Regions from separate parts of the Homo sapiens genome. Here region 2 is linked to region 1. The links are chromatin loops, found by intact Hi-C in ENCODE. Cell type or tissue: heart right ventricle. All regions are shown on one strand. Links, peaks and the distances in the headings refer to the core of each region. The heading gives the core; the rest is flanking DNA.

Region 1 (2,913 bases), core at 169-2,668:
ATTGCACAGTTAAAATTTCTGCATTTCAAAATACATAAGAGTTTTATCTCAAAAAACAAACAAACAACTATAAAAAAACTATGGCCGGGCGGTGGCTCACGCCTGTAATCCCAGCACTTTGGGAGGCCGAGGCGGGCGGATCACGAGGTCAGGAGATCGAGACCATCCCGGCTAAAACGGTGAAACCCCGTCTCTACTAAAAATACAAAAAATTAGCCGGGCGTAGTGGCGGGCGCCTGTAGTCCCAGCTACTTGGGAGGCTGAGGCAGGAGAATGGCGTGAACCCGGGAGGCGGAGCTTGCAGTGAGCTGAGATCCCGCCACTGCACTCCAGCCTGGGCGACAGAGCGAGACTCCGTCTCAAACAAACAAACAAACAAACTATTTGCATGGGGATTGGTGGTCATGGAGGCTTGAATTTAAAATGGCAGATTATCAAAGACTATTGAAGCTTGGTGATAGGTACACTAAGGGTTCATATGAGACCATTCTGTTTATTTTGTACATATTTAAAATTCTCCATAAAGGAAAATGAGAACAAAAACAACAACAAAAACCTCAAAACAGGCCGGGCATGGTGGCTCACGCCCGTAATTCCAGCATTTTGGGAGGGTGAGGTGGGTGGATCACCTGAGGTCAGGAGTTTGAGACCAGCCTGGCTAACATGGTGAAACCCCATCTCTACTAAAAATACAAAATTAGCTGGGCATGGTGGCGCATGCCTGTAAACTCAGATACTTAGGAGGCTGAGGCAGGAGAATTATTTTTATTTTTATTTTTTTGAGATGGGGTCTTGCTCTGTCACCCAGGCTGGAGTACAGTGGCGTGATCTTGGCTCACTGCACCTCCTCCACCTTCTGGGTTCAAGCGATTCTCCTGCCTCAGCCTCCTGAGTAGCTGGGATTACAGGTGCGTGCCACCACACCCGGCTAATATTTGCATTTGTAGTAGAGATGAGGTTTTATCATGTTGGCCAGGCTGGTCTCGAACTCCTGACCTCAGGTGATCCACCCACCTTGGCCTCCCAAAGTGCTGAGATTACAGGCATGAGCCACCATGTCCGGCCGGCAGGAGAATTATTGAACTCAGGAGACGGAGGTTGCAGTGAGCCGAGATCACGCCGTTGCACTCCAGCCTGGGCAACAAGAGCAATATTCCATCTCAAAAAACAAACAAACAAATTGGTTAACCACCGCTATTAATGCTGCTATTCAGTCTGTTTCAGAAACAAAACAAAACTGAAAGAGAGAATTTTACTGGAAGGATATTGATGGCCTCCCAGAATCAGTGGAAGGCCAGGACACCTGGCTTAGCAAAAACACAAAAATCAAGGTGACAATATATTAGGAATTACAGCAATAATCTTCAAGAACATTTTTCAAAAAACTACTCCACTGCCACGCCTGTGATGTCTTTGCTTCGTTTTTCTAGGCTCTGTTACAAAAATTAATACCACCATCTAGTGGACCCTTCATATACCTATGTCTGATTGTAGATTTCTTCTCTGGTTTTCCAGTCATTTCACTGAGATCTGAACTGTATCTTCTATATATTCCTGAGAATTTTAAAATTGTTTATTTTTGAGGTGGGAATCAGGTTTATTGAGGTATAATTTATATCCAGTAAAATTGGCCCTTTTTAGTGTACAGTTCTATGAGTTTGTTTTTTGTGTGTTTTTTGTTTTGTTTTGTTTTTGAGACAGAGTCTTGCTCTGTCACCCAGGTTGGAGTACAGTGGCGTGATCTTGGCTCACTGCAATCTTCACCTCCTGGGTTCAGGCAATTCTCCTGCCTCAGCCTCTTGAGTAGCTGGGATTACAGGCGCCTGCCACCACATCTGACAAATTTTGTATTTTTGGTAGAGACTGGATTTCACCATGTTAGCCAGACTGGTCTTGAACTCCTGACCTCAGGTGATCCACCCACCTTGGCCTCCCAAAGTGCTGGCATTACAGGTGTGACCCACGGCACCTGGCCTTTTGTTTTCTTTTGAGACAGAGTCTCGCTGTGTTGCCCAGGCTGGAGTACAGTGATGCAATCTTGGCTCACTGCAACTTCTGTCTCCCAGGTTCAAGCGAGTCTCCTGCCCCAATCTTCTGAGTAGCTGAGACTACAGGTGCATGACACCACACCTGGCTAATTTTTGTATTTTTAGTGGATATGGGGTTTCGCCATGTTGGCCAGGCTAGTCTTGAACTCCTGACCTCAAGTGATCTGCCTGCCTTGGCCCCCAAAGTGCTGGGATTACAGACGTGAGCGACCATGCCCGGCCCTATGAGGTTTTTGGGTGTTTTGTTTTGTTTTTTTAATTTCCATAGGTTTAGGCTAGGCACGGTGGTTCACGCCTGTAATCCCAGCACTTTGGGAGGCCGAGGCGTGTAGATCACTTGAGATCAGGAGTTCTAGACCAGCCTGGCCAACATGATGAAACCCCATCTCTACTAAAAATATAAACATTAGCCAAGCATGGTGGCGCACACCTGTAATCCCAGCTACTTGAGAGGCTTAGGCGGGAGGATTGCTTGAACCCGGGAGATGGAGGTTATAGTGAGCCAAGATCGCACCACTACACTCACAGCCTGGGCTACAGAGCAGGACTCAGTCTCAAAAAATATATATTTTTTTATAGGTTTTTGGGGGAATGAGTGGTGTTTGGTTACATGAATAAGATGTTTAGTGATAATTTCTGAGATTTTGGCGTACCCATCACCCGGTTCTATGAGTTTTAACAAATAGATAGTTATAGAACCACCACCACAATCAAGATATGGAATAGGTCCGTCAACTCCAAAAAGTACATACCCTTGTGCCCATCTGAAGTCAACCTCTCCACCCATTCCCCAACCTCTGGTAACCACCGATCTATTTTCTCTCCCTATAGCTTTGCTTTTTCCAAAATATCATGTAAATGGAAT
Region 2 (2,913 bases), core at 110-2,609, 54 kb before region 1:
CCATATCCAGTTGCCAAGGACAGCATCTACAATTCTGCTTAGAAGTCTAATAATGATCTCCAAATTTGCACATCTCCATGTACGTGTCCAAAAAGTTCTCTAGATTTTCCCCAATAAATCATTTATTCCAACTCCTTCTCCTTATCAGCAACTATTACCAGCCTCCTTGGACCTCTTTCTTTGTACCTCACACCCAAACAATTCATATCACCACAATTCTGTGTCTTAGCCACAACCCTCTCTTGCCTGGTGGCCTAACATGTCCCTCTCTTGCTTCAACTCCAGAGGCTTAGTGCTTCACTTAAAAAAAAAAAAAAAAAAAAAGGCAGGGCACCAGTGGCTGATGCCTACAATCCCAGTGCTTTGGGAGGCCGAGGCGGGCAGATCTCTTGAGACCAGGAGTTCAAGGCCAGCCTGGGCAACACAGGAAGACCTTGCCTCTACAAACAAAAAACAAATTAGCCTGGTGTGGTGACAAGTGCCTGTAGCCCTAGCTACTCGGGAGCCTGAGGTGGGAGGATTGCTTAAGCCCAGGAAGTGGAGACTGCAACGAGACATAATGGTGCCACTGCACTCCAGGCGTGACAGAGGGAGACCCTGTCTCAAAAAAAAGAAATCTATTCGGGAGGCTGAGGTGGGAGATCACTTGAGGCCAGGAGTTGGAGGACAGCCTGGACAACATAGCAAGACTCCCAGTCTCTAACTCTAAAAGAAAGTAGTCGATGGGGTAGCGCACGCAACCTGTGGTTCCAGCTACTCGGGAGGCTGAAGTGGGAGGATCTTTTCGGCCGAAGTGGGTGGAGCAGCAGCAGTGAGCTATGATCGTGCCACTGCACTCCAGCTTGGGCCAGAGAGGAATACCGTGTCCCTAAAAAATAAAATTAAAAATAAATAAAAATTAGAAATGCTCTCTCCCAAGGCGTACAGGACTTCCCTGCTCTTCCTCGGTCTCCTCTCTGGGCCCTCCCCAAATGCTCTAATGGACCAGGTGGCATCCCCGAGCTGGGCTGCGTCTCACCCTTTGAGGTGCCCCCTACAGCCCAGCAAGGATCCAGAACAGTCCTTGTAATAATGAGGCCGAACTGGCCCCCTGGCCCGCCCCCGGCCCTCTGCAGCCCCGCACACACGACACTCGCGATGTCGCCCTCTCGAGCTCATTCCCCCGCAGTTTTCTGTCGCTCCCCGGCCCCGGCGGGATCCACGCCTGAGGCCTCACGTTGTTCTCAGGGTCGCTCTGTGCCGCCCCGCGCCCACCACCCGCCCAGACTGCGTGGCCCCAGTACCCGGACTAGGCGCAGGTGGTCGTCTGCCCACTGCGAGATCCGAGCCACGACGTTGGGCTCCATTCCGTCCTTGTCGGCAGACGGCGAGCCGGTGGCCGCGGGCTGCCCCGCCATGTTCCCGGCCTCCTGCGAGCGGCCCTGAGCTCCTCCGGCTGGCGGCAGGGGGCGCCGCTCACCTCGGGAAGGCGGCGGGGTCCCCTTCCCCGCGGACCGGGGTGGCCCCGCGACCTGCAGTCGCCAGTGGGCGGGCCCCAGATATCAGACGTCTTAACAGTGCCCCAACCGCTTTTATGCAGGGTGATTCCACGATGCAGGAGATCTCTGAGCAGCACTGTGGGGGCTGAAGCATTCCCTATCAAGCTAGTAGGATGATTGTCAGCTGGTGACTTCAATTCACTCAGCTGCAACGTGGTTTTCGCAGGTGCCACACAAGGAAGGAAATTGAAGTAATTCATTCCTTCCACCTGCTCCCAAGGAACAGCATATGCATATTTTTTAACCAAATACGACCTGTCCTTGAAACCTATGCATATTTCTTATATTCAAATTGTGCTTTAAAGTTTTAAGAGCTGCTCTGAAAGCCTAATATCACATGCTCTAAATCTTTGAGCTGTTAGAAAACAGTAGTTAATACATTTTAAATAAAACAAAAATTAGATACAGAGCAGTGCAAATAATATGGTAACATTTATGTAATAAAAATATATATTGAGGCCGGGTGTGGTGGCTCCTGCCTGTAATACCAACACTTTGGGAGGCCGAGGCGGGCGGATTACTTGAGGTCAGGGGTTCGAGACCAGCCTGGCCCACATGGCGAAATTCCGTCTCTACTGAAAATACAAAAATTAGCTGAACCTGGTGGTATGCGCCTATAATCCCAGCTACTCAAGAGGCTGAGGCAGGAGAATCGCTTGAACCTGGGAAGCGGAGGTTGCAGTGAGCCAAGATCGTGCCACTACACTCCAGCCTGGGTAACAGAGCAAGACTCCATCTAAAAAAATAAATAAATACTAAATACTATACAAGAAACTAGTAACAGTGACTACCCCGGGAAACGGAAGGTAGGAAAGGGCAAGAGGTTTCACAATCTGCCACCTCTAATAAACATTTTTCAGTGATAGAAATGTCCTGTAGCTTCATGTGGGTATTGCCTGCATGAAATGTGGCTACTGAAATCAAGGAACTGAATTTTTAACTTTATTAATTTTAATTAATTTAGTCACATATGGCTAGTGGCTATTATATTGGAGAGTGCAATTATACTACTGGAGTTTTTTTTTTTTTTTTACTTTATGCAAATATTACCTTTAAAAGTCAAAACAGACTATGTTGTATTCCTAACAATACATATTATGAGTGGTGGCTTCAAGGAGTGTATTGTCTCTGTGTTATAGCCAATAGAAAGTAAATAACAGCCGGGCGTGGTGGCTTACGCCTGTAATCCCAGCACTTTGGGAGGCTGAGGAGGTTGAATCATGAGATCAGGAGATCGAGACCATCCTGGCTAACACAGTGAAACCCCATCTCTACTAAAAATACAAAAAATTAGCCAGTCGTGGTGGCATGCGCCTGTAGTCCCAGCTACTCAGGAGACTGAGGCAGAAGAATCGCTTGAACCCAGGAGGCAGAG

The links. A loop is a pair of places that touch in the nucleus more often than their neighbours do. Peaks named below come from ENCODE experiments on the same cell type or tissue, not always from the same donor. Only the 100,000 strongest peaks of a DNase experiment are listed, where the experiment ranks them.
Region 2: a loop joins it to region 1, with 2.3 times the contacts of the local background. A loop is called at or near these places in 57 of 110 quality-filtered maps.

The regions. Positions count from the first base shown.
Region 1 is chr3:155,858,618-155,861,530 of GRCh38, forward strand. The region is part of intron 2 of LOC105374174 (a long non-coding RNA gene); the gene reads left to right. Among named protein-coding and RNA genes, the nearest start is that of SLC33A1, 5.6 kb to the left of the region's middle. In heart right ventricle, for the core only: a CTCF peak has its summit at 1,479 (motif pointing left); no DNase peak of the experiment used is centred there.
Region 2 is chr3:155,804,856-155,807,768 of GRCh38, forward strand. It overlaps C3orf33 (chromosome 3 open reading frame 33), which reads right to left and starts at 1,423. Exons shown (of 5, transcript NM_001308229.2): 1 at 1,284-1,423. The coding sequence starts at 1,397. RefSeq lists a silencer at 1,358-1,707. In heart right ventricle, for the core only: CTCF peaks have their summits at 1,430 (motif pointing right) and 1,632; a DNase peak (open chromatin) is centred at 1,476; H3K4me3 peaks cover 1,543 bases; H3K27ac peaks cover 1,505 bases.